Regions from separate parts of the Homo sapiens genome. Here regions 1 and 2 are each linked to region 3. The links are chromatin loops, found by intact Hi-C in ENCODE. Cell type or tissue: HCT116. All regions are shown on one strand. Links, peaks and the distances in the headings refer to the core of each region. The heading gives the core; the rest is flanking DNA.

Region 1 (11,182 bases), core at 1,018-9,017, 360 kb before region 3:
CATCATTCTTACAAAAGCCAATGATCTGAATGGGCACATTTTGTGATTTGTGCTGCTAACTTTTGCAATAGATACTGCTTAGGAGTGTGGGTAGCCTTTGGAGTAGAACAGTACTCCAGGGAGAGAAAAGACAAATTAATTAACTCATCATATTATTTTCTCTCATAGTGCACAAATGCAATAGAGTTTCGTGTAACAATATATAACTTTCCAGGGCTCCAAGCCAAGCATCCTTCTCTTGTTTCTTATCATGTTGCAACATATGTCCTAAAATCTAGATTTTTCTGAACCATCTTAATTCCTCTTTTTTCTTAACTTTTCCTCCTGGCCCCATTCTCCCCCATTGGAAAATTGGACATGCTTATGTAGAAAATTCTAAAAGCTTAATTACTGAGAAGTAGCTATTGTTATCTCTCAAAAGAAGATGCATGCACCCTTTCTGCTTATGATCACATCAGCCCACATCATGTTTCAGTGGAAAATGCTTGAAATTTTGTGGATTCTGTTTCTAGAACCTCCGGTACTTGTACCAAGGGTGGCTGTGAACAAAACCTTTTAGAAGATTCTTTCCCTGCTGGATCTGGATCTTTGAAAGCAGTTTCTTTTCAGGCTGACTTTCCTACTGTGTTATCTTTCCACTTCAAATACTTATTTCAATAGGCTGAACATGTAATAAAGGTTAAAAATAATGTAGCATATGATTATCAGGATGAAGAATTGAAAGGAGATATTAATTAATGGTGGATAAAGTGAAAAAAGAAAACATAAATGAAATTACCAAAGTAAACATTCAGTGCAATTTGATCACTGCAAATATTATATTGAACAACTAATATTTAATCTATGTATTGGTGAAATACCAGTAATAGAAAACAATATGTTAGAGTTAATAAACACTTTCATTGTTTTACAAAAACAAATATAGCTTAAGTGAATATTTTAGTTTAAGTGAATTACTTGAAAAACATAAACAACAAAAATAACCTTCTCAATTTTATGTATTAGTTTAAAACATACTACCATTTTATTTTTCTTCATAAAATCCCAACATTGAATAATTTGATAGAAGAAGAACTTAAGAAATACTAATGAAACTAGCTATTCCTTTAGGAGGAAATAGAAATCATGATATAAGCAGTAGTAATTTTGTAAAAATAGTAGTATTTGATGAAAAACTAATTATTTAAATCAAAATGGTTAAAATAGTATGTAAAATGGTTAATTCCAGAAAAAAACCTTCTATGCAAATTTTATTACTAATACCAGGTGCTACATCACAGCAGAGTTTTTTTAATTGAAAAAATAAAACTAAGTATAGCAATGTCCTCCCAAAACTGAGATTTGGCATTACTGTCAATATAAATAAAATTATTTTAAAATCTGGATTATTACAAGATTATAAGTGATTCTTCTAAAATAAGGCATGAAAATAATTTCATGAAAGTATGTATATTTCATGAATTATGTTTCTTTTTTATTATTTATGCAAACATCACTGGCCTATCAGCAGAATACCTAGATATGTGCAATAGTAATTGAATTTTGTCTTTGGAAAGACAAATAATCTTTTCACGTACCTTTCGGTTTTGTCATTATGAAGTTCCACATGTCAAGAGAACAGAATAGAATATATCTTACTTACATTTGTTATTTATATAGTATACATTCTAAATATTTACAATTATAGTGTGTTGATCTTTATTTACACTTTTGAATGAAGCCCCACAAATATTAAGGGTTGGCCTGTCCTTAAAATTTTTAGTTGTTACATTTCTTATCCTTGCTTACTTTTTATTTTCTGAAATGCAATCCCCAAAGATGCAATTATACACTTTTAATATTTCTCTGGCCCTCAAAGTAGACACAAAAAATAAAGTTTTGGAAATAATCCTGTCTCCATGCTTGGTGTTTTTGCCTGTTCTTGTGTCACTATGAAGAAATACCTGAGGCTGGGTAATTTATAAAGAAAAGAGGTTTAATTGGCTCATGGTTCTGCAGGCTGTACAGGGAGCATGGTGCTGTCATCCACTTCTGGTGAGGCCTCAGGAAGCTTACAGTCATGGTGGAAGAGAATAGAGAATCGACATGTCATATGGTGAGAAAGGAGGCAAGAGAGAGAGAAGGAGGAGGTCCTAGACTCTTAAACAACCAGATCCCCAGTGAACTAACTGAGTGAGAACTCACTTAGCACCAAGGGAATGGTACTAAGCCATTTATAAGGAATCCACCCCCATGATTCAATCACCTCCCACCAGGCCCCACCTCCAACACTGGAAATCACATCTCAACATGAGATTTGGAGGGCACAAACATCCAAACGGTATCACTTGGTGGTACCACTTATTTTCACTTTCAATTTATTTTCCACTCAAATTCATGCCACAAACATCTTAAAAGGCCTTAGTTGTTGCCTGTTCAACCATCCATTCAATATATCTGCAATTATATTTCCAATTTTACAAGACTGTCATCATTGATTGGTAACAACATCCTAGTTAGATCGTGCACTTTTTAGACCATTTTTCTTTCTTCTATGAAATTAGTTTTATTAAAACAGAGGAGGGCTGGTGAGGTGACTGCTAGAATGATGGAATAATAAAGAAATCTTCTATTAGTTTAGTTTTAATGGTTTTTTATGCTAAATTTCTTGGTAGCTCATATAGAGGCATCGTAGCAGGACACACTTTATGATACTACAATGAATATTCTGTTTAAAAGATCATTTATGTCCCTAAAGTAAAATACACCACAAACATAAAAAAATGACTATGAAGACAATTCACATAAAAATAATGCACAAACGAGAAGATCTACAGAGCAAGGAGGGACATACCTTCTTGCAATACTCTGTTATTGATATGGTGACAATGCCAAGATTGTTCATCCATAAAAGATTACTGACATTCTTGCTGCTAACCTTAACAATGGAACAATACAGTAACTGGAGACAAATGCCAAAAAAAAAACAATTTATTCTTGTTTATTTAGATTCTACCTATTTTTCTACTTCTTTTATATTTCACCAAACTCTTAGAATTTTGTGCTTTTAACCGCAAATGGGCAAACTTTGCATTTACTTTGGTATTAAGCCAGGCAGTGAGGATAGGCTCTCCCCATATTGTGTGTGCATGCATATGTATGTGTAATATATTTGGTGCTGGTAGAGAATGAAGATTTTGGATGAAGATGTTGGATGAATTTACTGCCAAAAAAAATTCCAAGCAAACAAAAATCTACATAGTTTTAGACATTCACAGAACATGCTATAAATAAAGATGTCTGGTGGTTAACAGAATTTTTCTTTATTATTTGACAATCAATAGTGTAATTAGTGCTGATTTTCTATTAATGATTAAAGTAAGAGTAGTCAATATTGAAGCAAAAATTGTATATCTGTAAGAACTGGAGAACAAAACTCCTTTCTATAAATTTCTGCTAGAATTTGATATTGAAGATTACTAACTTCAAAATATCTGTAACAAGAAACAAGTTTTGTGTTTGTGTAAATGCTCTTCTACTAGCATGCATATTATGATTGTGTTGTGAAATGAGACAATGCAATTGCAGGTGTTAAAAAGATAAGGTAACTTTTTGTTCATTAATATTTCTTAATGTTACCTATTAAATTCTAAAGGTGGAATATCAATCTTTTTTCTTCTAGTTTGTTTGCTGATTTCAGTGGCTGGGGCCAGTCCTTGATTTGGAGGATGAAACTCAGGGTCATTATTATGTTTTTTAAAAAGTTTCCTTTACCTTCATCTTCATCCTATGGTTAACTTTGCTACCATTTTACCATTTATATCTAAGGTGTATTTTTTTTCTAGATAAGTGAGATGCCCATCATTGTCACTTTCGTGTTCACTGATAGAGGCACCATCATTATTTTCTTGGGAAACCCTGGTAGTTTTGATGTCTGCCAAATTTCTGTGTAGATTGTAAAACTCTTGGTGACATTCAATCTCATCTTCCTTTTTAAATTGTGCATTTTTGTTTTAAGTTTTATTTTCAGATGTGAGGTTTGGAAGAGCTTTAGATGAAGTAGGCTAATATTATCAGACAGTTCGTTGATGTGACAGATTACGAAGGTGGAACAGCAGATATGACCAGAGCACTTTTCACTTGTGGGTGCTGGATACGGAGCTGTGACAATGTAAAACTGGAGAAAGCACTTGATTTCTGTTTAGGAAAAATGATTCCCCAAGAACAAATATAACATTGAGAATTGCACTTGGGGTAATAGGAAGCATATAAATTAATGGCACCAGGAGGGGCGCTTTGTAAAGATAACAAGCAATTTAGTCAGAGATGGTTGCTGTGGCAGGGACTTTCTTTGGAGATGCTTGTTTCCAGCTGATTGAGATCTCTGCGGTCTATTGCTTTCTTGCTCCATTTCAAACAATCAGCATGAAATAGTGTAGCCAGCCTATCTGCAGGTTTGCTAGTCTCCAACCTGTAGACATTAATCTTCTGTTCTCCATTCCATGAATAATACTTAATGACCTTCAATATCCAAATGTTGAAATTACTTACTGACACACTTATTCAGTCACTAACTGGTTTGTGTACTAATGAATTCATTTGCCAAGCAATAGTTAGTAAATGAAATGGTGGTATTTTAATAACCTTGCAATTCTGTTCAAAGCTGATACTTCTTAACTGTTTTGATTTTTCCATTCAAAATTATCCCGTTTGATTGGATAATTGCATCTGGAGGACAAAATTCTTGCTGGTCTCTTTGTTCTGAGCGAAAATCTGACAGAGACAAACTAATAACTTCTAGATCAAAGTTGACCGTAGGAATATGAGTTCTGGACCGAAAGAAAAACTTGAAATGATGTGGAGACTATTTATCTATTGGTTTATATTAGGTAATATTGTCATGTCAGTGTTAATATCAATGTAAAATTCCAGATATATGCTTCCTTTTCTATATTACTGTGGGAATATAGGAAGTGGCTGCTCTGACTAGGATTTCATAGTCTAACTCCCTTGGATGTAAATGTGGTCCTAAGTCTTGTTCTTACTAATGGAACGTGAGCATAAGTCATATATCTCATTCTCAGCTAACAATTTAGAAAGTAGATGTGCTCTCTACAACCGATTTTTCCCTTCAGCCAGTGGGATACAAAGAACCAGAAGACCCTAAGGGATGGTAAAGACACAAGATGGAAGGAGACCAAGTCTCCAAATTACTGCAAGAAGGAATTCCACCTATCAAGCAAGACAGCTGCTTTGAAATGTTATGTTAATAAGGAAAAAAAATCACTTGTATTCATTAAACCACTAGCATTTGAGGTTTCTTTGTGACAACAGTTCTTAATAATTAATACAGGCAGAGTGTTCCATTATGTAATTCATGTCCAATAAATTGTGAACATACTCATCATCACAGCTACTCAATGGTAGATAAAATTTTCTTATATAATATTTCTACGGGAGTTTACATGGTCATTCACTGTAAATTAGGTTTCAGTATACTTTGAGTTTGCTTTATTTCACTTTTCAAATCAGGGATAGATAACTGTCATATTGCCTTTCCCATTTATTTTATGACAGATATGAGGTTCTAAAATTTTAAAAATTTTTATTCATTTGTGAGTAATTTTCTGATATTTCCCATCATGTCAGTATAGTTTGACTGCTGATATTGTAGTTGATCCACTTTATTTGCAAATTCCAAATTAGCAAATTCACCTACTCACTGTAATTTATTTAAAATCCTAAAACCAGTATCTGGAGGGCTTTCATAGTGACTTGCAGACAGTGCAAAGTAGAAGAAAATTTGAATCACCTGATGCACCTGTTCCCCATGTAAGGCAGAACAAGGGAACTATTTCTTATCTTCTCCTTACATACAATCATGGCCATACCATGGCCTTACCTACAACCATGGCCAGAGGAGGTAGACAGTAGGGGGCAGTGCAGTGTAGGGCAAGAAGCTCCTGCGCTGGGGCTCGTTGGCTGCATTTTGAATTTCAATTGTAGCATCTGTTGGTGGAGTGGCCTCAGTTAAGTCACTTAACACTTCATTTATTTACTCTTGTGTAAATTTATTTACTCTTGTGACATAAAGAAAATAAAATCTACCAATACTAGATGTATTTAGGATTTAAGATTGTAATCTATTATCTATCTATGTCTATTCATATCTTTATATCTATTCATCTCTATATATGGACATATATAGATTTTTATATATTTATAGATATATATGGATATGTATATTCACATGTCTCTCTAGATATATCTATAGATATATAGAAAGCTATATAATGATATATGTCCCTGTAGATGTATCTATCTATAGATACATAAATATATTTATATATAATATATAATTATATGTATTTATATTATATACACATAATTATATGTAATTATATATACATATAATTATATGTAATTATATATACATATAATTATATGTAATTATATATGAATATAGTTATATGTAATTATACATATACATATAATTATATAGATATCTATATCTCTCTCTTTCTCTCTGTGTGTATATATAGATATATATTTCCCCTACGAGCAATGGTCAGTATTGCTAATTCAGCATTTACAGAAACTTTGTAGAACACACCTTCTGTGAGTAATGAGAATCGACTGTACAAGTGTATCTTGGAGATATTGCAGATTTGGTTCCAGAAGACTACAATAAAGTGAATATCACAATAAAGTGACTCACACATATTTTTGAGTTTCCCAGTGCATATGAAAGTTGTGTTTACACTATACTATAGTCTATTAAGTATACAATAGCATTATACCTGAAAACACAATATACACACCTTAATCAAAAATGTTTACGAGCCTCCAGTGGTTTTAATCATTTTGCTGGTAGAGAGACTTGCCTCGATGTTGATGGATGCTATCAGGGTAGTAGTTGCTGATGATGATTGGGGTGGCTGTGTCAATTTCTTAGAATAAGACAACAATGAAATTTGCTGCATTGATTTTGATGGACTTGTCCTTTCACACAAGATTTTTCTTGTAGCATGTGATTCTGTTTGATATCCTTTTATCCACAGTAAAACTTCTTTCAAAGAGGGGTTAATTTTCTCAAACCCCGACACTGCTTTATCAACTAAGTTTATGTAATAATCTAAATCCTTTGCTGATATTTCAACAATGTTCACACCCTTACCAGGAGTAGATTCTATATCAAAAGAAACACTCTCTCTCTGCTCAACTCCTCATCCCTTCACGTTTTATCATGAGATTGCACCAACTCAGTCACATCTTCAAGCTCCACTTCTAATTCTAGTTCTCTTACTATTTCCATGACAAATGTAGTCACCTCCTCCCCTGAAGTCTTGAACTCCTCAAAGTCATCCATGAGCATTGGAATCAATTTCCTCCAAACTCCTATTAATATGACATTACCTTCTCCCATGAATCACAAACGTTCTTGATGACATCTAGAATGGTGAATCCTTTCTGGAAGCTCTTCAATTTACATGACTCAGATCCATCAGAGGAGTCACTGTCTATGGCAGCAACAGCCTTTTGAAATGTGTTTCTTAAATAATAAAACTTGAAAATCAAAATTACTTCTTGATCCAGGGACTGCAGAATAGATGTTGCACTGGCAGCCATGAAAACAACATTAATCTCCTTGTACATCTTAATCAGAGCTCTTGGGTGACCAGGTGCATTGTCAGTGAGCAGTAATATTTTGAAAGGAATTTTATTTTCTGAGAATTTTATTTTCTCATCAGTAGGCTTAAATATTCAGTAAATTATGCTATAGACAGATGTTCTGTCATCCAGGCTTTGTTGTTCCATTTATAGGGCACAGTCAGAGTAGATTCAGTGTAATTCTTAAGGGCTCTAGGAATTTCAGAATGGTAAGGTTTAGCATTGGCTTCAACTTAAAGTCACCAGCTGCATTCACCTGTAACAAGAGAGTCAGCTTGTGCTTTGAAATTTGAAAACCAGGCCTTGACTTTTCCTCTCTATCTATGATATTTTTTCCCTATATAAGGCTGTTTTGTCTATCTTGAAAATCTGTTGTTTGGTGCAGGTACCTTCATCCATGGCCTTAGCTAGATCTTCTAGATAACTTGCTGCAGCTTCTACATCAGCGTCTACTGCTTCACCTTGCATTTTTGTTTTATATGGATGGTTTCTTTCTTTAAACCTCATGAACCAACCTCTCCTGGCTTCCAACTTTTCTTCCACAATTTCCTCACATCTCTTGTCCTTCATAGCATTGTAGAGAGCTAAGGCCTTGCTCTGAATTAGGCTTTCACTTAAGGAAATGTGACTTTGTTTGATCTATCCAAAGCACTAAAACTTTCTCCGTATCAGCAATAAGACTTCTTTGCTTTTTTACCATTTGTGTTTTTACTGGAGTAGCACTTTTTAATTTGTGTCAAGAACTTTTCCCTTTTTTTTTTAATTTGAATAAATGTAAGAGGTACAAGTGTAGTTTTTTTACATGGACATATTGCCTAGTGGTGAGTCTGGGCTTTTACTGTGACCATCGCCTGAATAGTGTACATTGTGAAGAACTTTTCCTTTGCATTCACAACTTGGCCAACTGGCACAAGAGACCCAGCTTGGGGCCTGTGGTGGCTTTCAGCATGCCTTCTTTATTAAGCTTAATCATTTTTAGCTTTTGATTTAAGCTGAAAGACATGCTATTCTTCCTTTCGCTTCAACACTTAGAAGCCGTTGCAGGGTTCTAAACTGGCCTAATTTCAATATTGTGTCTCAGACAATAGAGAGGCCTGAGGAGAGGGAACAGATGGGAAACTCAGGTTGTTGCAGCAGTCAGAACACTCGCCATTTATGTATTAAGTTTATGCCTCTTACTATCTTCCTTGAGATCACTCCCTTAATAATAATAGGAAGTGCTTTGTGTAATTTTCATGGAGCTTGAGAGGAGAGATACTAGGGAATGATTTCTTCTTTTTTCATGGACAGTATAAATGTTTTGTTTGCACAGCATTTCAATTTCACTTTCAACTACTTTAAGTCATCTACATTTGAAAATAGAAATAAAGAAAATCTTGTAAGCAATTATTAAGAAAATTATAAATATGATAAAATATGATTTTACCTATTAATGTAAGTCTAAATAGGTAAATTTACATTGAGAAATTAAAAATAATAATTTATTTATCTGTATACCTATTATTAACTGAAAATTTACAAGATATAGGAATTTGGAAAAGATACTTTTATTTTTTCTCGTAAAGGAAGAAGGTGGCCATGCCGCAGGCTGGGAAGCATAGCCTCTGGCAAAGACCAGAAAAGGCACTTCAAAGGAGGAGGGGTTGGGGCAGGAGCTTTATGCTAAACAGGTTGGCTAACCATACAAATTTAACTGGTTATGAGACAAGCTATGAATATTAATGAAGGCAGTTCTGACACATGCTCATTGAATAAATGTGCATGTTGCATATGAACTAGTGGAGAGTTAACATTTTTTGGTTTTTGTTTGAGACAGAGTCTCACTGCCATGCCCAGGCTGGAGTGCAATGGTGCAATCTCGGCTCACTGCAACCTCTGCTTCCCGGTTTCAAGCGATTCTCTTGCTTCAGCTTCCTGAGTAGCTGGAATTACAGGCGCGTGCCAACACACTGGGCTAATTTTTGTATTTGTATTTTTAGTAGAGACCAGGTTTCACCATGCTGGCCAGGCTGTTCTCGAATTCCTGACCTCAAGTGATCTGCCCACCCCAGCCTCCCAAGGTGCTGGGATTAAAAATTTAACATTTAAATGTATTACAGTTGGGCCCTATGCATCAAAACGTAAAGTAGGGACGTGAAGTTACTCCAGTGCACAGCCTCTGTAAACTGGCCAGAACCAGTCCATGGTCAGCGATCTTAGGAGGAGAAAGTTACTGAAATCAGTCTCTTATTCAATCAAAGCTGTTGTTATGGCTTGTGGAACAGGGGCTGGAGCGCAGTTAATCAGCATCTGGTGGGACTGTAAATTGTTTTAATATTGCTTATCTCGAAGCCAGTGCTTGTTTAACTGCTAAATAAAAAGGAAAACCTTGTGGTAACTAGAACCTAGTTCATTTTGTTAAGTGCAGGTGTGTGACTTTACCCTTGCCAGCATGGCCTTAAACCCTGTTTATAATTTAGCATTTCATTACGACAAAGAGTAGGCTATGTTAGTCTTATGATCTCTGTTTTAATGTAAATGCTGGTTAGTTGTGTCTAAACTCCAAAACAAAGAGGGTATAATGAGGCGTGTCTGACTTCCTTTCTTATTATGGCTAGGCACTCAGTTTTTAAGGTTTTTCTGGGGTTCCCTTGGCCAAGAGGGGGTCTGTTCAGTCTGCTGGGGAACCTAGGATTTTAGATTTAGTTTACACTACTGAATGCTACAAACCATTCCAGGAGCTATTACTGGGTTAGTTTTAAGGTTCTTAGCCACCCCAATAATTAGAGGATATTATCCTAAAACAATGCAATTCAAGGGAATATTTATATCGTAGAGCTTTAATTTCACTTTTCTGTTTGTGAGCAGAACTGGCATTTTAATAAAGGCTCAGGGCATTTCTCGTAGTGTATAATTCACAAGACAAAAATTGAAGTATAAGATAGGAACGAACTTGAATGTAAAAGTAAGAGCATTTTTATTTATTCACTATTTCTCTTTGATCCTCAAAGTAATAAGTATTTTAAATTATAGAACTAAGTTCATACTCTGCTTTACTTTTCCATCTCATATTTTAAGCTGTCTACAAACTTAGCTCATCACTGGATTCTGGCTTGGAATTGTTGTCACTTCTTATTGTTTTCTCTTTTGGTAGAATCAGTCAAAAGAATATCATCCCAGTAGAAAGATGTGACCAATTGCTTTAAAAAAATTATATTTTGACTGAATCAAGAAAGTAGAAGGTTCATTTAAACTCTGTAGAAGAACCCTCATCAGTCTCTCCATATTGCTTTTGACAATGCCTGAGAGACTGTTATATATTATGTTTATTTTTAGAGTCAACCAATCTCTTTTAACTTAGACTGCAGGATGAAAAAAGCAATAACACTCTCAGATAGCTCTTAGGTTACTGTGAGTGAGCTGAATTATTTCTTTCTATTAGAAGCTGCTGTCCTATTCTTCACTTCCTACAGATTTCTTTAGAATTAACACAGAAAAAAATGTTATCTTTTTTGGGTCTATTGATGAACTTAATCTTTTCATTATTGCATGT
Region 2 (11,182 bases), core at 1,238-9,237, 1.3 Mb before region 3:
GCTTTCTATTGTTGTTTCTACTTGTAAGTGGGGACAAAAAGCAGAGAGGGTGAAAGTGATACCAGGTCTTATCTGTTTGGGAAATAAACCTACAATTGCCAACCTAATAATTAAGATTTAAAAATGTATGGTCACTATACATGACTCATTTGCTCTTCACATTTGGCCAACAGGCACACTAAATGGGGGTTTAAAAAGAATCAACATCCATTTACCTTTTGCATCTTTAATGGTGAAACTTTTTCTCTGCAATTCCTCCAGAAACTAGATATTGCTTTAGCTTGATTGCCTTGCTGGAATAAGAGTAGTTCCAGATGCTTCCACCTCGCCCTTTGTACCTGATTTTTATAATTTCACATCCTTTGTTCTCAATCGAATCAGAAAACCCATTTATATTACAGGATCTCTTTCTATCCTCTTAAGCCCATGGACAATAGCTACCACAAAAAATTGTTCAATGATTCTGATATTCTCCCTTACCATTACGTTTCAAAAAAAAATCTAAGATAGTATTTCCAAATCTTCAGAGTATAGTCAGTAGATGGATGAGCATATTTAAGCCAATAGGCACATTTTAATATTTCCATCTCCCATAATCTTCATGTCTTCCCCTGTAAAATACCCAGGAAGGTCTCCTAATTTAACCCTGTTTATTATATGAATTATTGAGTCAAAGATTTAACCGGCCAGATGACTAGATTATAATGCCACTCCTAGAAAATTGAGCACAACATGATATATGTTTATCCTGGGTGAATGCACCTTTGCCAATATATATTTATGAGGTTTGAGCCTTAAGTTTTACTCCAACACATACTCCCCAGTATATAGCTGAATATCAATTGATATCATCTTATAACTCCTTAAATATGTAGGCTATCTCCTTTTTAAGAAGACCTGTGTTACTGTGTCTGGGCTCTATTAGTACTAACATTTAATTATGGGCCTGAATAAAATGAGATGTTGTTGGGGATGGAACCTGAGGAGAAATGGAATCAGCTTGTAAGGTTAGTGCCCCAAAATATCATCACCAAAAGCTTTTATGTTGATGATGGATGAATCTTTCAGACCACATTGGGAGTGACAGGGCTGCATCTACCAGTAATAGAATTTGAGGGGAATTTGGAGGATCAGATTTTATACATTATTTATGTCTACTTATCCCATATCTATGGATATCACTTCTTTCTCACCAATACTCTTACCTTGGCATAAGTGGCATCCTTGAATTAAATATTTCATAGGATTCCTCTTGTCCAGCTAATCATGCTTTAGGAATGGTTTCAAGCCCTAACTTCCCTGTGATTACGAAAATTTCATTATGTCTTTGGGCTCTCAACCCATATTCTTGTATATTTATAGGTAGTAAGTTTTCTTTTCCCCTATAGATTATCTCTAAAGCTATAGTAAGAAGCACAATGACTACACGTTCTTCACTTCCACTGTTGTGGCCACTGCAACTGTGTCATAGCAATACACCTTGTGCTAAGATTTGTGATAACTTCAGAAAACATGATGCCACCTGATCTTATGCATTAGCCAGATCCCCTTAGCAAACAGGTCATTCTCATGTTTCTCCAATACATAAGCAACAAAATTCAATGATCTTATTTTGATAATCTGTTTTCTGTGGCCACTTTAATATCAACTAACGTATCAGTAAGGGTCCCAGTAGGAACAGATGGTGCTCTCAAATTAAGGTAATTACATTTATTAAAGGAACTTTAACAAATATATAGGAAGGATTTAGGTAAAACACAAACTAAAGTCTAACATGCCAGGACTTGTAAAGCAGAGATACTTAGTATCCCTTGCCTGAAAGAATGAGGGAGAGGAAAGAGTCTTGAAAAGTGGAAGGAGCGAGATATATGGAGATAGCTTGGAGAGCAGTGACTTTCAGTCAGGAGACACAGTCAATAAGAGGCAATGGCACAGAGAGATGGTTGAGAGAATTAAAATAATGACATCATTCTCCTCATTGTCTGTGGTTTCCTGTTATCAAATAGAAACTAAAAGAAAGAATGAAAGTTCACTACCTGGCTCACAGAATGGATTGGAAGAAGGTGGATATAAATTTGAAAGGGCAATTGGAAGGCAATCTAAACACAGAGTTTATAAAATACATTTTAGGTAGACTTATAAATTCTAAATGACATTTTAAAATAAACCAACAATATTCACTCACATGGCCACGTCTAGCTTCAAAGAAAACTAATGATTATATGTTCTTTTATCTAAGTAGTAATTTGACTCCTTAAATATCTAAAAACTCCCTCTTTCTCTTCATCTTACTCTTTCTTTCCCTTCCCTTGAAATGCAAGGATTTGTGGTAATGTCACGCTAGGGCAGAGAATATGGTCAAGATAGAGAGGAAGCCTACATCAGACCAGAAAAAGTGGTTAGGGGCTGAGGAGGGAGAGAGGACATGCAGGGCTGAAGTGATCAGAATTGAGAGGGCAGCTGAGGCTTACGAGGCCAGCAGGCCTAATGGGGCCAAAGTGGAGGGATTTGGGTTGAGGAGATAGGAGGTGTTTGGAGCCAGTGGGCATGGTGTTGAGGAGGTTGTCAGGACTGTGGAGGTAGCTTGTGTGATCAGGAGTTTGATTACATAAGGGAGTATGAGCACTTAAGTACATATAGTGAGAGTAATGGGATGAAAGTTTCTCATCACCAGGGAATGAGGTAAAAATATGAGATGGAAAACAGCTAGAATGAACCCTCTTGAGTTCAGTTGGAATTAGACGTATTTGTATAAATACATGGTTTGGGATATCTATACAGATATATTAATGGATCAATAGATACAGGTAGAGGCACATATATACACAAAGAGATATATGGCAAATGAATAAAAAATAAATTAAGAAAAAGCTTTTCATTGCAGTAGGATGCCAACTCATAAATTTAGAATGAATGAGGAAATTAGAAAATCACCATTTAGTAGCCATCATAGGAATAATCAGCTCATGAGAATCATCAAGGGATGCCAATACTAGTGGGCAGAATTATCTCCCCCAAGTTACGTATTAATTACAAAGGAGGTTGCAATAAATTTATAATGGAGAAACCTGTGAGAAACTACCTTTACTACATGATTAAAGCTAATAACAGCCATGAGGAAAATAGAAATTATGTGCCCCTTGATGCCATCCAATGAGAAAACCAAAGCATTGTGTCTGTGATATCATAGCCAAAAATATACAACCTGAATCCAATGATAAGAAAACATCAGAAAAACCGAATTTGAGTGCATTCTGTGAAAGAGCTAATCTGTGTTTTTATAAGTCAGTATTAAATAAAGGAAAAATAGGAACTATTTCATATTAAAGGGTATTAAACAGGAACAGCACCATATGTAGTAAGTGAATCTAAATCAGATCCTGGACCAGAAGGAAAAAATACGTTTTAAAGGCATTGCTGACTTGTTTAAGAGTAATGGGATATCATCCCCCATATAGACAAAATTTAAAAATCATTAAGAGCCATATATATACACATATGTACACACAGGTACTTATACCTACATGCATATATAAGTGGAGGGAGGAGGAAAGTGGGAGATAAAGAGAGAATGTGGTAAAATACTAGCACTGGGGAAATTTGAATTAATGCCGTTGGGAGGGAGCTGGAACTCCTCTTTGGGGCCTGTGGAACCCCGTATCCCCAGATTTTTTTTAAAAAAATTGAGTTCCTTCAAGGGAAATTCCAGGCACCTCGCTAGCCTTAAAAAGTCAATGAGCAACTTGCTAAGCAAGAAGGTGATAATAACTTAAAACCGTAGCCAGGGAAGTTAGCCACAAGAATGTTTAGTTCCCCTGAAGAAACTAAAGATTACATCTTGACATTATATGGAAGTTCTGTGCTCCATTCTTGAAAAGTTTTTGTAAGTCATGTCAAAATGAATGATTGGAAGAAAGAAGACATTTACTTGTTGAGAAGTGAGAGGCAAGTAGCAATCTCTGTAACCCTTACATCTCAATGATAGATGCCTATCAGTTCCTGGGCTTCCTTAATGTGTTCATTTTTTTCTGTTTTTCTTTCCTAGCTACAATGTCATATTGTGTCTTAGTATGACTTTAAATAACTTTTAGAGAATTAAGGAAAAATGATGACAGCAGAAAGATTTAAATCCCTCTGGACTATCACACAAAACCAGGCCAAAGAACAAATGGGAAAACCAAAAACTCAAGCAACCACCATATATTGCATCATCTGTAACAATTATGAAATAAACCACCTCTTACCTTTCAGAGTGCTAATGGGGGTCCTTTGCTGAAGGCAATGGAAACTCTGATTTCAACAGGAAGACTTCATGAGTATAGGGAAGCTTAGGGAATAGCCTGCAGAGACAGAGAACCAGCAAGGAGACATATGAAAGAACATGATCCACCATCTTAAGAATCCATTCTGCTGAAAAATCATTGCTGCTTAGTCTCAGTGGTGCTAGAAAACAGATACTAAGAACTCAATCACAGTGGTCTTAGAAAAACCAAATACTTCTATCATTATGCTTCTAGAAGCTTCTGATTTCCATCTCCCAGTCACTGCCTCAGATTGCTCGTGTATTTATCTAAGCCTTACTTTGGTGTTCCCATTTTGTAAAACGTAATCTCACATAGTGCACCACCTGCAAGGGAGCAAAGAAAGTGTATATTTGCTTTCTCAATTCAATAGTACAGGAAAGAAAGCTAGAAATGGTTTGAATGAGTGTGAAGCAAGGGTATCTATAATATCTGTCATAATTTGATCTAAATAAAAAATGGAGTCTGAGCATGGTGCCTCATGTCTGAAACCTCAACACTTTTGGAGGCTGAGGAGGGGGGATTGCTTGAGTTCAAGACCAGCTTAGGAATCATAGGGAGACCTCGTATCTACTAAAATAAAGTAACATAAAATAAAAAAATAAATCTAAAGGGATCAAAGACTTCCTTTTTGAAACTGACATTATCGTAGTCTCTCTTCTGTTTGGATAATACAAATATAAATGAACATGAAGTCGTATAGTTTTATTGAGGAAAGGAAACACAAAGATTACCAATCCAAACTGTATAATTTTTTAACAACATACAGAAACAGAAACCCAAACAAGATCAATAATATTTCAGTGCTACCCACTTACACGTGGCAAGCTAGCTAGAATAAGCCTTACTAAGAATCTTACTAAGATTTCCTATCTGAATGCCACAAAAGACTGAATCTAAACTTGTAAGATGATATTTTTACCTTCATGTCAAAAATGGAGGAATCTTTTTCTTTTTCTCTGAGTTTTCACACTTAACATTGTGTATTTAAATAATTAAGTAGCATGAAAAATTCTGTTTCTATCAATCACTGTGAAAGTTGTCATGGTACAGTGAATTTTAGAAATATGTGAATAGTCTTCCTTGAGATTGCTCCCGGCACGGGTACGCCCCCTGCCGACTGGGAGAGTGCACCACTTCCACAGGCAACATTTTATTTTCTGCTGCTTCTCCCTAGGCTTATCATGAATAGCTCTTGGAGTCTGAGACTTTCAAAGTCAGCCCTGTAAGATCTACGCTAGTGCCAGGAAGTAGTGTTCTAGGAGCCAGTGCCATCACAGAAGACAAGATATGATCACTTTGCTTAATTTATCTCTTATTGTCTGTGGCAATTAATGATTTCTCAAAATATATTTTTCTTTCTTTTTGTTTTGTTAGTATTTTGGCAGAGATAAGAAAATATACGTCCTTTCAAACTGCCAATTATATTTTATCTTTCCACTTGGTTGTCTGATCCTGTAGCAACGAGGTCATAACCCATTTTAAAATTAAACGTTGGATCTTGACCTGAATTTTACTACTAGAAGAAACTTTAAATTTATCACTTTTTGTTCCATGGCTTTTTGTTGATTTCTTTTTTGAGTGAGTTGCCACAAAGCAGGTGTAACAGCAAGTGGTCAGTCCACTCAGCATATAGGTTTAGTCATAGTCAAAGAAGATGAGAAGCATTGTATTAGATTTTGACATTAAATATTCCCAGAAGGACAGTTCACATTTTCCTGTCTGAAGAGGTATTACTTATGAGTGCTTCAATTTTTATTGTAATCCTTGATGCAGCTCAAATCAACAGAAGGATAGCTTTAGGAATGAAAGATGGAGTTTGCACTAGCATTGTCTGATATTCACTCAACCTCAGATTGACAGTAATAGATTGTTACTAGGGTGTGCAGAGTTCACTGCAAAGAATTATATGTCTTTTCTGTCCTTGGCTGTGAAGTTAGGCTACGTCCACAGAATTTAACTTTTTATTAGTTTTCAGAACATCACTTTAAAACTATGTTAAACTATAATACAAGATCTGGAATATTATCCTTGCCTTTTATTAAATTTTCCAGTTTACAAGGTAAATAAGAAATCATTGAAATTAAATTCAAATAGTTAAAGGTTTTCTAATTTTGGTAAAGAAAAAAATTGTAACAGCTCACTGCATTGTGCTACAAAGAGTAGAACAAGGGCAAACTGAATACAGTTCCCTAATCGCAATTCTGTACATTTAACAATCAAATGTATTAATTTGCTTTAGTATACTTATTCTTTATGCACAGCTGCAAGCATATATTTTTATGGATTCAATAAATGAAAAAGAATACAAGCAGTATTGTAATGAAAAATATTTATTTATATAGTGTTATTTAAATGATAAAACATCAAGTTATTGCATTTAAAGTATTGAAATTCTAGTCCTTGGCAGGTTGTTTAGCTATATATTATTTAGATTTTTATTTGTTTATTTGTAATATAAAAGTGGTTAACCTAGATTGATATTTATTGTGTTTTTGTTTTTGAAATTATAAATATTGTCATTTTACATATGTGAATTACAGTAAAATATATTAAATTATGAATATAATCAATTTCATCCACTGCCTTGAACTCCCTAGAGAATAAACTGAACAATATTATAAAGCGTTTTTGCATAAATTCTAAAGAGTTCCAAATTATAAATCACTTTTATTCCCAAAAGTATCATTTTAATGCAATTTATTAAATAATAACAGAATCTAAGTTGAGTAATAATGTCCCCTACTCATTTATGTCACATTTTAATTTTAAAAAGCTGGCAAACTATATTATCATTAGTGTACAAGTCTCTAGGTCATGGACTATGGCAAATTCATAAATATGTTTGTAATTCTGTTTTAGCTTTTTAAAGATTGATTAGAATGCCACACAACAACATCTAAGTGTCGTTAATATTTTCAAAAAGTATATATTAAAGAATTATTTACCAAGCCTCCTGTATGTGTATATATGTATGTACATATACACTTACATACGTATATATGTGTGTAATAAAAATATAGTGATATTTATTAATATTTGAGAATGTTGACTTCCAAACCACTAAATAAAACTAGCAAAGTATAATTTTTCTCAGTATTATTGAGTATCACCAAATGGCATTTTGGGAATTTTTATGGGTTTCTAAAAATATCTCATTCTATGTTACCTGTAAAATTTTACTTTTGAGTTCACTATAGTTTGAGTGTTATTAGAAAGTAGAGGAAGTGTCCTCACCGTGCACTTTACATTGAAATGGATTGGGGAAAATATGAAACCTGAAAAAAAAATGGACTTCCATGTGATAAAAAGAAACTCTTGATTTGCATCACATATCAACAGCACCTATTGTTTGGAAAGCAAAAGTGCACATTCCAAAATGTCAAGAAGCAGAACAAGTCAAGGATGGAAAACATAGGAAAAAGGCAGAGGGTTACTAGCTTCAGAGAACTAGGTTAAATGTGATGGAAGAGCAAATGCTAGTAACACTGTCGAAAAGAGCAAAGCACAGAAGTTTTAGATGATAGTGTCAAAAATGTGACCTTAGCAATTTCAAAAAGAGATAATATAAAAGGGTATTCCTAGAAATGCCTCAAGTGGCCTCAGCCTGCAAGGCAGGAGAAGGACCATCACTACCGCCTACACAATGAAGTTCCACGAGACAAAGAAATTAAAAGAGAAATGGCAGGACTGGACAGTGCACAGAAATCCTAAAGGAAACAGAAGTAACTTATGGAAGCAATATTTACGACTCACCACTAAACCCGTAGCGTCTCTTCCAAAAACAATGCCAGACGCGGTGGCTCATGCCTGCAATCCTAGCACTTTGGGAAGCCGAAGTGGGCGGATTCTGTGAGCTCAGGAGTTTGAGACCAGCCTGGGCAACACGGTGAAACGCCGTCTCTACTAAAATACAAAAAATTAGCCAGATGTGGCGACGTGCGCCTGTGGTCCCAGCTACTCGGGAGGCTGAGGCAGTAGAATCGCTTAAACCCGGGAGACAGAGGTTGCAGTGAGCCGAGATCGTGCCATTGCACTCCACCGTGGGCGACAGAGCGACACTCCGTCTCCAAAAAAAAATTAAAAATAAAAATAAATAAATAAAAATATTCTTTACCATAAGACCAGACAGTAAATCACTGGTGATGTTACAATAGAGGCCATTATTGTGGAGTGCAAAAGTAAATAACGAGAACAGTTTCTATTCATCTTTAGCTGGAGTTGCTCACCTTCCTGAGAAGGCTGATTTTTTTCAGGTCAGACAAATTGAGGAAACAGTTCTACAACTTAAAGAAAAAAGTGTTATAGTTTTTTTTTTTACATCAAAAAATTGTCTCTGTTATATTCAGAATTTTGGAAGTGTTGGAAATTTTAGAGGTCCCTCTAGTAGAGCTTTTCTCAAGAGACACACCACCCTGGGGATCACACTTTTATAATTTTCCCCTCTAATTATGGTGGTGTTTCTCCTATATCCCCCACTACTTGCAAATGTCTCTTTGTATTAACGGTGACTTAGTTCACCTGCTGTCTCTCCCTTAGCTAGGGGTCCGTGGAAGATTAGACAGGAAAAAAAAATTAATTATTCAAGATTTTCTTAAATAATTTGTGTAAGAAAACATAAGAATAAAGATCTATCACTTCAATTAAACAATTTCTTCCCTAATATTCCTGAGAAATATTTATAAAATTTTTCTTGGAAATACTAGCAAGGAGGTATTTGCTGTTTTCTCAAAGCAGTGGCTACCATCTTGGGGCAGTTCTAATGGCTAGAAATTGCCTTCTTTTAACTTCTTCTGGTCTTCAATCTTTTGTTAATGATCTTCTGGAGACATTAAAAGGCATTGAATATACTGGTGTGAACAAATCAAACATAGTTCTTGCCTTCATAGAGCTTACAATTTAGAGGAAGAGGAAGGCATTAAACAAAACACTCAGAAAAATAACTAACCCAGATGTCAACTGGGGCTTCACGTTCCTTGAGAAGGACTGGGCTCGAATCTTATTCCACTCTCCAAGGGTGATGTCCAGAATCTCCCCCTAGATTGCGGCACATTGCGGATGCCTTTGTGGCATTTTGTCCCTAGAATTGAGCTCCTACTTTCTCTCCTACTGCTCTGCAGTAAATGATGCAGATGGGACAGATAACGCTTTTCCTTAATTCTCACTTACAGAAAAATAAAACTCACAAAGCACCTCTCTATTTGAGAAAGATTCTAAAGAAGAATTTTAAGAAAGGCAAAGGGTAATTTTGCAGTGCACCTTGGAAAATTTCTTCAAATGAAGCATTATTTACAGAATTGTCTTACGACTTTTTAACTTGACTGAAATTTCAGAGAGAACGGGGCAGAGCTGGACGGTACCAAAGCGTCTCTTGCTCAGCAGCCTCTGTTATGTATGTGTGTGCATAATGTCTGCACGAGGGGGTGTGTGGAGGTGTTTGTTAGTTATCACTAAAATGTAATTGAAAATAATGTACACACAAAAGAAGATGTATTTTATGTATACATTTGAATTATAATAATAAAATGTCAAAATTACATTTTAAAATGATAGTGGTACAGGTTTCTCCTGGTATTTTTCTCAATATTGTCTTTATACATTTTGTGGTAGGCTACTAGCAGCATTCAAGTTTAGAGTTTTTGTTTTTGCTTTTGTGTTCTGAAACTTTTATAAACAGCATGGCCAATCTATGAGAACCTTTATCTAAAATTTTGTTTGGGGTTATTTGGTTGATGCAGGTAATATGAGCAATCACTCCTAGCTCAAGTGACTGTTAATTTACATCTGGCAATTTCCATGAGGGACGTTTCTGTTTCGTCATGTTATTCTTCATGAGGGTCAACAGCCAAGCCATCCTCTGTCTAATTGAGATGGTTGTTCATGTTTTTGCTTTGCCTGTTTCAGCCACTAAAGTTCTCCTTTGAGGGGTCTTGAATTCAGGCAGGGATTTTTGCCCAGTCTCACATTCGGCTGAGGCCTATGCAATTGATCAGAAGGTCTTTAACACACAACCTCTTGAATGCCAGATAACGGCAGATACTCCTAGAGAGAATACATCTTCCTTCTAATTTACCTTTGTGATTTTTGTTTTCTTGCCTTATGTAACCTCTGCATAACTCCTGTGGTCTTGCTACTATCTTGGCCATGTTTAAAAATAATTTTTAAAAAACTGTATTAATAATTAATATATATTAATGTGTTGTGTGTTGGGTCACTCTCACCATATAGCTCACCATTTTTCAAGAAATGAAAGAAAGTCCACATGTATCCTTTTGTCTACTGTCGTTGGTCTTTCTCACTGACCCTTCACACATCCGGTCTTAGGCTTCCATCATCATTGAGTCTTCTTCCTCCCTTGGTTGCCGAAGTAAATTCCTTTCCTTGATCCGTGAAGAGTCGTGTGTGAGTCTTCTTTCAAGATGAGTTCCAGCCAGGCCCTTAGGATCACCTGGCTTAGGTCTTTCCCTACACCTTACCAAACCAAACCAAACTAAGCCAAACCACTCTCTAAGCTAATGCTAGAGCCACCAGTTAAAATAAAATTTAACTTCTCATACCCATATAAGACTCATAATTACAAATAATTATACATTCTGTGAGGAAAATCATAGATTTTCATGGCAGAAAATAACGGGTGAATTATTTGGTTTGGTGGATCGTGGAAAACCTCTTTGAACCAATACTTTATTTTGATTATTCTGGAAAACCTGGAATTTATGTAATTCCTCATCTGCATATTTGAAATTCAAGTATCCAAAGTCAGCTTATAGTTTTGTTCTTTCCTCTCCTTGGAATTGTTCAACTTTTCTTGAACAATTCTGCAAAGAATTTCCTAACCAGATAGTTCACAATCCTAGTCACCTGAGCTGGAAATACACTAA
Region 3 (11,182 bases), core at 1,310-9,309:
TGGCAGATTTCAGAATGCCCTCTCTCACCACTCCTATTCAACATAGTATTGGAACTTCCCGCCAGGGGAATCAGGCAAGAGAAAGAAGTAAAAGGCATTCATATAGGAAGACTGTAAGCAAATTGTCTTTGTTTGCATATGACATGATTCTATATCTAGAAAATCCCATCATCTCAGCCCAAAAGCTTCTTAAGCTGATAAGCAACTTCATCAAAGTCTTAGGATACAAAATCAATGTGCAAAACTCACAAGCATTCCTATACACCCAGAACCAACAAGCAGAGACCCAAATCATGAATGAACTTTCATGTACAATTGCTACAAAAAGAATAAAATACCTAAGAATGCATCTAACAAGGGAAGTGAAATACCTCTTCAAGAAGAACTACAAACGACTGCTCAAAGAAATCAGAGAAGACAAAAACAAATGGAAAGGTATTCCATGCTTCCATGGATAAGAAGGATCAATACCATGAAAATGACCATACTGCCCAAAGTAATTCATAGATTCAATGCTATTCCCATTAAACTACCATTGACATTCTTCACAGAATTAGAAAAACCTATTTTAAAATTCATATCAAACCAAAAAAGAATCCATATAGCCAGAAAATCCTAAGCAAAAAGAACAAAAGTGGAGGCCTCATGCTACCTAACTTCAAACTATACTACAAAGCTAGTAACCAAAACAGCATGGTACTGGTACAAAAATAGACACATAGACCAGTGGAACAGAATAGAGCAGTCAGAAATAAGATTGCACATCTACACACATCTAATCTTCTACAAACCTGACAAAAACAAGCAATGAGGAAAAGTTTCTCTATTTATTAAATGGTTTTGGGAGAACTGGTTAGCCATATGTAGAAAATTGAAACTGAAAGCCTTCCTTACACCTTATAAAAAAATTAACTCAAGATGAATTAAAGACTCAAATATAAAACCCAAAACTAGGCCGGACGCGGTGGCTCACACCTGTAATCCCAGCACTTTGGAAGGCCAGAGCGGGCAGATCACGAGGTTAAGAGATCGAGACCATCCTGGCTAACACGGTGAAACCCCGTCTCTACTAAAAATACAAAAAAAATTAGCTAGGCATGGTTGTGGGCGCCTGTAGTCCCAGCTACTCGGGAGGCTGAGGCAGGAGAATGGCGTGAACCCAGGAGGTGGAGCTTGCAGTGAGCCAAGATTGTGCCACTGCACTCCAGCCTGAGCAACAGAGTGAGACTCTGTCAAAAAAACAAACAAACAAAACCCCCAAAACTATAAAATCCTTAGAAAATTTAGGCAACGCCATTCAGGATATAGGCACAGGTAAAGATTTTGTCATGAAAATGTCAAAAGCAATTGCAGCAAAAGCAAAAATTGACAAATGGGATCTAATTAAACTAAAGATCTGCACATCAAAAAAAAAAATAAAACAAAAATCCTATCATCAGCGCAAACAGAAAACCTACATAATGGGAGAAAATTTTGCAATCTATTTATCTGACAAAGGTCTAATGTCCTGAATCTTCAAGGAAATTAAACAAATTTACAAGAAAAAAAAAAGACCCCATTAAAAAGTGGGCAAAAGGTATGAACAGAAACTTCTCAAAAGAAGACATTTATGTGGCCAACAAACATGAAAAAAAGCTCAAGATCCCTGATGATTAAAGAAATGCAAATCAAAACCAAAATGAGATACCACCAGTGGTTTCCAGTGCCCTCACAAAAAGGTCAAACAACCTAAACATATACTTTATCACTTAGCAGGAAAATTTTGAGAGTTAAAAGTGTTGCCAGTAAGTAATTATCTGGGGACAAGAGGTGCTATCAATAATTATGATAGGACTGTTCTGGTCAACCAAGACAACATATAATCCTTCTTCTTAGAGATGCTTTAAAATCCAGTGCCTACTTGCCTCTCCCAGCATCAAACCCAAACCACAATGTGCTAATTTACTAACGTAGTGCATGTACTAGCCAGCCATAATGTACTACTATAATTCCCAAAATGTATTTTTTTTTAAATTTTGGCTATTTAGTACTTCACTTCTCTCTAATGATAGCCAACTCCTAATCATCTTTCAGTTCCTTAGATATCACTTCCTCCAGGAAACCCCTGCTTTTACTACTGTTGGCATTCTACCCTTTAGTACACTGACTACACTGTGCTGTAACCAAAGTTTGTTTCTATGCATGTTACCACCTGTGACCCCTGTTGGATTCCTTGAGAGCAGACTGTGGTAGCCACCGTTTTATCCTCCACTCCTGAAAAAAGAGGTCCCATAGAGTAAGCATTTCATCAGTGTTTGTTGAGCAAATAAACAAATCTATTTTCTTCTTGTCACTTCTCTTTGTGTTCTTCATTATTAAATGGGTAAAATAAGAATTGTGCCTATTTAATAGGATTTTTGTGGAATTTTTTTAGTACAATATACAAAAAATGCTTAGTGATTATCTGACAAAAAGACCATCTCAGTAAATTTTAGCAGTTATTATTCCTCGTGCTTAGATCAAATATATAACATGATATTTTTGCAAATTATTTTCGTGATCATTTTCAGTCAGATCTATTTTATCTCACAAATTTTGTGCTTCTGTTTTAGATAATTCTCTCACCATTTGACTTGTAATTAGTGTAAAATAATCTGTCTTTCCCAGTAAGTTTTGAGTTCTTTGATAACAGACTCTCATCTCATTCACTGTGGATTTCCAGTGACAGACACAACACAGGCATTGAATCAAACATCAGTGGAATATCTTATGTTTAAAGAAAATTGAAGACTGAAGACATAGAATTGTGGGGTTCCTCATTGCAAGATAAAGTTGACAATGACTTTTTTTAAACTCCTGGTAAATAGATCATATTTACTTTGAAAGATTTTTTGTTGTTGTTGTTGTTTGTTTGTTTGCTTGCTTGCTTGTTTTAAATAGTGGGAAAGTCCTAAGGCATTCAAAAGTAAAATAGTATTTTAGATTGTTGACATACTCTAGAAAGACTTTTCCTTCAATTTCTAATGCAGGCAACTAGCCATATACCTCATTTGAATTATTATTTCCAAATAATTCAGATGACAGTAGATTTGGAGGAATCTAAGAGCCCTTAAAAAACATCATTCCAAATTCTTTAATTTTAGAAATGAGGAATTACACATATAGAGAAGCTAAGTAACTTTGAAATTCTAATTGGCAATAAAAAATCTGGGGAAATGCAATCACTAGCTATTTATCCCAATAGTTAATGTCCTCAAAATCATCAGTAATTTAGATGAAACTGTCAGTTCAATGTATTCTAGATGCAGTATAGGTTTAATGGAAAGTCTGCTTGAATTATATCCCATTTTATTGATGTTTCACTAATAAGTGTTCCAATGGACATAACAAATTCACCCTCAAACTTGAAATTTTTCCCTTGTTAAAATACTCCAGTTTAATTATGTTTAATTTAAAGTTGGAGTTTTAGGACTGCTGCTCATGGCTAGACATTGATTTTACCTGCATTAAGGAAATTCGATTACCTTGAATCATTTATATATATTTGTAAATCACGAACGGTGCTTTTCTGATGTTTGGGACTAATTATTTCCATGAATACAAACGTCAGCAATATGAAAAGCAAGTTGTGGAATGAAACAAACAAGTGGCACCAGAAAATATTGCCTGCATAATCCATTGTGTTCTTTATAACCAAATGCCATTTGAAACCGTGCACTGATGCAGATGGCAAGATAGAATTTAGACTTTATGTAGTAGATAATATAATTTTATTTTGCTTCATTTTATTTCTGAATACTATATCTGAATAAACAAGCACATTAGTAAATGTGTGACAACATCTACCTTATTTATGTTTTTGTTTAGCCAGTGAACCATAGGCAGTAAGTGATTGTCCTTAACTTTTGTTTTTTGGTTAGAGGAGAATAACATAAGTAGTAACACGTGAATTGTTACAGGGTGAGTTATGCTTTGCAAAATACATTCTTAATCAGATAATTTGGTAATTATAACACAGACTCCAAAGTGTTGCAAAAATAAACTATCACTTTAAAAAGAGCTTAATGCAATGCTGGGTACTTACTCATGAACTGATAATTTAACAAAATTTACCAATGGAAAGCAAGCTTTATTATTGTTAGTAAATAGTATGCTCTATGAAAGAGAAGCTGAAAAGTGCTCACTTTATCTCAATACATTATTTCCCTTAAAAACGATACATAAGGAAAAAACTCTTTGTTAAACACTGAAACAACTGGAACCAAAACAAGTTTTATGAAATTAAGTGGACAGAATTGTTCCCTAATGCTTTAGTTGGGAGTTGTTTTTTTTTTTGGTTTGTTTGTTATTGTTTGTTTTGTTTTGTTGTTTTGAGACGGGGTCTTGCTCTGTCCCCAGGCTGGAGTTCAGTGGCACGATCTTGGCTCACTGCAACCTCCGCCTCTGGGATTCAAGCAATTCCCCTGCCTCGGCCTCCCAAGTTGCTGGGACTACAGGTGCACGCCACCACGCCTGGCTAATTTTTTGTATTTTAGTAGAGATGGGGTTTCATCATGTTGGCCAGGATGGTCTTGATCTCCTGACCTCATGATCTGCCCACCTCAGCCTTCCAAAGTGCTGGGATTACAGGCATGAGCCACGGCACCGGGACTAGTTTTTTTTTTTTGTTTTTTGTTTTTGTTTTTAATAAGAATAGTTGGTTGGCACTCGTAAAGGTCTCTATTGGTATTGTTGTTATTAAACGAAACACAGATAAACTGTTTAATTTTAAGATTTGTTAAAATATTTTTGTAGTACTTCCCTAGTTGCTATAGGAGCTGAAAGATAGAATATTTGTTGTGGAATTTGCAAACTAGTTGAGGCAATAAAATAGTGCACATAAAATGGCAATTACAGCAAAAGAAAACTATGACATTAAGTGCCTTAATTGTGCTGGTAATTATCAAAAGGCAATGATAATCAGCCACAATGTCCAACTGGCATTCTGTCAGCCAGCACTCTCCTGCAGAAACAGAGGGGTATGGTAGGTTCTCACTTGATGCCAATTCAACCTAGGCTAGAAATGACACCAAGAAATGGGCGGGGAAATAGTTGCAGAAGTGATGAGACTAGCTCTGCTTCTTGATGCCTTGCCACCCTTTCCAGAATTCAAAAGCACGTTAACCATCATATGGAAGAACACCTTAATTTAGTTCAAACCATGAGGGAAAAGAGTGAGGCATTAGTGAAAAATATCATCTCATGTAAATGTAGATATCTTGCTTACTTACTTAAAGAGGTTGTGCTTCCTATACTCACAGTTCCTCAAAGCATAATTGTAACGAGACTGGTGGTTTAAAATTTGCCAGTTTCTTTGTAATTGCATGGACTTTGCTGAGTCTCTAGGTATGATGAGCACAGTAATTTGAAACTGTAACCTGAGATTAAGGCAAATGATGCTTTCTAATAGAAAAAGCTGAAACTAGTGTGATGAGCAGTAATGTCTTTAAAATTAAATTTTGTATTGGGTAAGTAAATAAATAAATAAAAGAATGAAAAATAGGAATATCTCAATATGTTTATTATTCCTTAAGTTTTTGGATAGTGTAATATTAGTGTTGAAATAATTATTTCATATACGATCAAATATGTGTGTATATAGAAACACAAATATTGACATACATACTTACATATAGGTAGATGAGATGGATATATAGATAATTATATTGGGTAGAAAGATTAAAAAATAGCTTCATGTGGGGCATTATCCCCAAAATAAGTATCTAGGTAATGTACTTGTGAAATCAGTGTGGTCTGTGATTACCATCTAGTGGCAGTGTCCTTGAATTGCAAATACTCAGTGCCAGTAGGAAACCCAAAGGGGATTATTTGGCCCATTCAACCCATTTTCTTGATGTAATGAATTATTATGAAACATCAGCAACCACACACCTACTATACAATATATAATAGAGTTATATATTGTAAACACATTTTCACAAAATGGATGATTTCTACATGAAAGTTATTTAAATAAGGCTAATTGAAAAACATTTTAATTGAGTTTTGATAGCAAAATCAAAATTAGGCTTGAGAGGAAAACAATTGAAAAAAATTGAGAGGAAAACAATATGTTTAAGTTGAATTTGATTACAGATAGTATAGTTTACAAATAATAGAGTTTAGGAACTAAAAGTCCTGTGTATACTTTGACAATGGAGTTGGTCAATATTAAAATGTGTACATTTGGCTAAATAAAAATAGGCAGTGTTTGTGTTGAGATTTGAAGTTCAGACTAAACAGCACTGTAAGGGTAAAACATTTTTTAGCATGATAGAATGAGGACATAAAAATGTGACCATATAGCTATATTGGTTATGTTGTTATGGGAGAAGATAAATTAGGAATTGTTTGCAATAATTTATAAGGTATGAGCACTGGTATTTCAGTAATTGTTGAGAAAATGCAAAGAAAGGGAAGAATATGTAAGCTTTGTCAAGAAAGAGGTAAAAATACTTGTCAAATTTGGCAGCGGAAACTTAAAAACTGAAGGTGTCTTTAAGGTTTTCAGTATGAAGATCTCAGAAACGATGGCGGTATTTTAAAAAGTATTTGAAAAATTAAAATTAAATATTACAGACCTTTGTTATAGGGTATCAATCTCATAAAAGATGTACCCATTTCTAAGGAATTTTTCTATAGTATGTCATTCAATCCTTCCAACTCTTCCTCCATTTTTAACCTGGGAGGCAAGGCAGGAATCAGGTTCAAATATATTACATCATTTTCCCAAGACTTTATTGCTAATATGTGGCTTCATTTGACCTCCAGACCCATCTACTCTAAAATTCATGATATTTTCCTTCTCTATGAAACTGATTGTTTGTTGTTTGGCATCTTGACAGATTTTTTTTTATAATTTATTTTTTTCGAGGTGGAGTTTTGCTCTTGTTGCCCAGGCTGGAGTGCAATGGCACAGTCTTGGCTCACCACAACCTCTGCCTCCTGGGTTAAAGTGATTCTCCTGCCTCAGTCTCCCGAGTAGCTGGGATTACAGGCATGTGTCACCATGCCTGGCTAATTTTGTATTTTTAGTAGAGACGGTGTTTCTCCATGTTGGTCAGGCAGGTCTCGAACTAACGACCTCAGGTGATCTGCCCACCTCAACCTCCCAAAGTGCTAGGATTACAGGCATGAGCCACTGCACCCGGCCAACAGAATTTTTTTAACTAAGTTAATGTGAAGATTCTACAATATATTTATCTATCAATTAAAAATTATGTGAGACCTTATATTACTAGAATTCAGAAATTGTGAAGTTTACTAGGTTGTTTGCTATATATAATGAAAGATGTTTGTACTAAAAATATACCTAAAAAAATCAAAATAAGAGAATACCAAAATACATTTATATATGATAGTCCTTTTTTTAAAACTGCGTCAATGTAATAACTGAAAGGTAGTTTGCTCAAGTTTGCAGTGCATTGTGACAGTGTAAGTCTTTTCTATCATTAAAGATTCAGTATGAACACATTGATGCAACCTGTCTGATACTGAAAGAAGGGGCACATGGCAGTCTGAGTGCAGAGAGAACACAGTGGTCTCCTTCAATCCTCACATTATCACTGTTTCTGATTGTTTATGTTTATTCATAGGTAATAATGTCTTTTATCTCAATTATAATTTTAATTTGGAGCTAAGATAGGTAAACTCCAAAACATATTTTTAATAATATTGTGTATTCTATAATTATTAAGGGTGTTTCCTTTCATTTTCAAAAGTGTCTTAGTTTGCATGATAAATTATATTGTCACCTTAGACCAGGGGTTCTTGGACAGAGACATGACAATCTGGTAAAATTTATGAACCCTTTTGAGAATAATGTTTTGTGATTACAAAGAGAAGAAAACAGAATAGAGTTATCAAACTATTTTAAAAAGTCAATTTGTGAAGCAGTAGTCATTGTGCTCCTTTGCCAACTCATTAAATAACAAGATCTAGGGATAGTTAATAACTATCTTAATTTAAAGAAGACATGAACTAAACAATGTTTCTATACAGCTGTATCAACTGTAATGTGAGATCACAATATTTACAATTTCTATTGATGAAGAAGTCCCAGGTACTACTAATTCTACTGTAGCTTATGGTCTGCATTTAGTCTAAATAAAATGTTAATTTTCAGTTCTCTAAAAGTTATGATTTATTCTTTTCTTAATCCAAATGTGCATATTCAGCTAATTAAGAACCCCTAGATACACTACATTGGTGCTTTATATGTTTTCTCCAACACTAGAATTTGAGCTTTTTAATCACACACATTATATTCATCTTTGCGCCTTTGGTAACAAATGTAAAGGATAAAACATCTGAAAAGTTTGATAAATGGATAAATAGATACCACAAACAATAAAATCAGTTAAAAAGCAAGGATCTGCAAAATTTTTCAGGAAAAATTCCATAATAGCAAATTTAGTATAGAAAAGTCTCCAAATGAAAGCCTGAACTAGTGGTGTGAGATGTAATAACATGGACACAAAGATGAACTTTACATAGACTGGGACTTGTGCTAGAGTCCACTTTTTTGGGAGAGATATGACCTTTTAGTGTCCTGAGCGACTTAAAAGCTGACAGAGGCCAATCCGGACCACACAGTCTTTGAAATGACATCTTGGTAATCTACAGTATTATTAGATCCAGGATATTAAAAGCTAGGTCAAAGGACAGTTCTGACAAAGAAAAGACTCTCATCCTTTTGTTCCATAATCCCTTCCTATTTCCAGTCCCATTCTTACATGCAGAAGTACACTCTGAAGAGCATAGGCAGTGTTATCAGAGAAGCTACTGCGATGTTTGTTCTTTGCCTGGAAGTCTTTGTTCCATAATCTCTTCCTATTTCCAGTCCCATTCTTACATGCAGAAGTTCCCTCTGAAGTGCACAGGCAATTTTATCAGAAAAGTTACCATAATGTTTGTTCTTTACTTGGAAATCTTTGTTCCGGAGATCTCATCACATAGTTTTTCCTTTCTGAGCTCTCAGCAGTAAGTTCTATGCCTTGTTGTTTTGGCATCTCCATCAAGTCTCCCATCAATGGATTGAAAATATAAACTAGGTGAAAAATGCATTCTTTGTTTTCCCACTACCTACTCAGAGGTCTACCTGGTGTTTGTAGAGCAGGGAAAGAATATGTACATATGCCATGTATTTCATATTTATATAAATATATATATGTTTAGCTGTATGTATGTATGTGTATCTGGAGATCTAAACAAAGAGAATAAAATGAACTAATTTCTAGTGAGAAAACATTTAAACATCCTCCGCTCTTCCAGCTGGGACTCAGTAGAAGTGCATTCTAATTCTGCTGGACAAATCCTTCTAAATACTCTAATCCCCATAAGAATAGTTGTATTTATTCAGCTCATCAACAATGATGATCTGAGAAAAAAATTTTCCAAATTATGTGGATACAGGGAGATAGTAGGAGATCATGAAACATAAAGAAAAAGGGACACAGGAAAAGACAAGAACAGGTGCTCCCCAGATGCTCATGGTGTTTAATGAGAAAGCATATTTTGTTATAATGAATGTTCTTGGCAGTCCTTGATGAGTGATTGTATCTTTTTAAAATAACTGCATTAGTAATTTGTACTGACACTCTTCATGCCAGTAAGATAAGCTGTTTCAGATAATGATAAGTGATACAAAGAAAATAAAACAGTGATGCAATAGATAGTGACAGAGGGCACCTACTTTGGAGAAGATTGTTGTAGGCATTTTTGAGTAAGTGCCATTGAAGTGAGACCTGAATGATGAGAAAGAGACCGTCATGTACGCAGCAGGGGAAAGAACATTCTAGACAGAGGAGAGAACAGATGCAAAGTCCCTGAGTCTGGGAACAAAATTTTAGAACAGAATGCATATCAGAGCAGATGAAACGTGTTTTTTGTTTTGTTTTGTTTTGTTTTTCTGTTTTTTTTGTTTGTTTTTTTTTTTTTTTTTGAGACGGAGTCTCACTCTGTCGCCCAGGCTGGAGTGCAGTGGTGTGATCTCCACTCACTGCAAGCTCCGCCTCTCGGGTTCAGGCTATTCTCGTGCCTCAGCCTCCCGAGTAGCTGGGACTACAGGCACCCACCACCACGCCCGGCTAGTTTTTTGTATTTTTAGTAGAGGCGGGGTTTCACCATGTTAGCCAGGATGATCTCAATCTCCTGACCTCGTGATCCGCCCCCCTTGGCCTCCCAAAGTGCTGGGATTACAGGCCGCCGTGCCTGGCCGAAACGTGTTTTAATAAATGGGAGAGTCTTACAACGTTAGGTCATAGAGTTCGGCAAAGCCAAATCATACAGGGTCTCCTAAGCCTTAGTAAGCACCTTGGATTTTATTCTAATTATAAATGAATTAATTCATTAAATATGTTCAAGTAAAATGTGCACAATCTGAGTTATGTTTTAAAAAGCCTACTTTGGATCTTTGTGGAGAGTGGATTATAGGAAGACGAGAAAATACTGGGGAACAAAATGGGGATGCTTTTGGAATTGCCAGGAGAGAGACAGTAAAGGAGCAAGAGGGATGGTGGTGCTCTTTCCTGAGAGAAGAAGAGGAAGTTGATTCAAGCAAGAAGAGGAAGCATCAAAAGTTATGTTTTGACACGTTAAGTTTCAGTCACTATTTGGGAAGCCTTTCCTGAAGAGTTTAAATAAATAGATAAACTTTTTCTAAATAAACCCTTTGTCAGAGCCAATACACGAGCCAATACAACACCTCTTTCTGGGAAGCTGCATGGTAGTAGCTGTTAAAACTAGATCTGGAACCAGACTACTGACATATAAACGCTTGGTTCTCTCTGTTACTAGCTATGTGACCTTCAGTACTTGAATTCTCTGTCCCTCAATTTCCTCAACTACAAGAACAGTAATTACAAATTCTCTCTAATGGGGTTTTTAAGGACTAAATAAGTTAATTAATGAAAAGCCTTCATAACTTGCACGCAGTAAGTACATGATACACATCAAGTTTGTTATGATTATTCCTAAACTACAGCGTATTTTATTAAAATTGATTTAGAATATATTTTCATTCTGTATGACTTGTAGAATCTTTCCTGTACTCCATGTTTGTTAAGAGTATTCTTCAGTTCTTAAAGGGACAATCACTGTTTAAGTCAATGAAAGAAGACGGAGTGAGGAACCGAGTATTAGTGGGAGGCTATATTTAGACAGT

The links. A loop is a pair of places that touch in the nucleus more often than their neighbours do. Peaks named below come from ENCODE experiments on the same cell type or tissue, not always from the same donor. Only the 100,000 strongest peaks of a DNase experiment are listed, where the experiment ranks them.
Region 1: it touches region 3 in a loop (14-fold over the local background); 16 of 110 quality-filtered maps call a loop at or near these places.
Region 2: a loop joins it to region 3, with 2.5 times the contacts of the local background. A loop is called at or near these places in 2 of 110 quality-filtered maps.

What each region holds. Positions count from the first base shown.
Region 1 is chr4:171,840,525-171,851,706 of GRCh38, forward strand. All of the region lies in intron 2 of GALNTL6 (polypeptide N-acetylgalactosaminyltransferase like 6), which reads left to right. Among named protein-coding and RNA genes, the nearest start is that of GALNTL6, 33 kb to the left of the region's middle. In HCT116, for the core only: a CTCF peak has its summit at 5,906 (motif pointing right); a DNase peak (open chromatin) is centred at 5,907.
Region 2 is chr4:170,848,199-170,859,380 of GRCh38, forward strand. No RefSeq gene overlaps it. Among named protein-coding and RNA genes, the nearest start is that of LINC02382, 110 kb to the left of the region's middle. In HCT116, for the core only: a CTCF peak has its summit at 5,418; a DNase peak (open chromatin) is centred at 5,423.
Region 3 is chr4:172,196,875-172,208,056 of GRCh38, forward strand. The region is part of intron 2 of GALNTL6 (polypeptide N-acetylgalactosaminyltransferase like 6); the gene reads left to right. Among named protein-coding and RNA genes, the nearest start is that of GALNTL6, 390 kb to the left of the region's middle. In HCT116, for the core only: a CTCF peak has its summit at 5,794 (motif pointing left); a DNase peak (open chromatin) is centred at 5,797.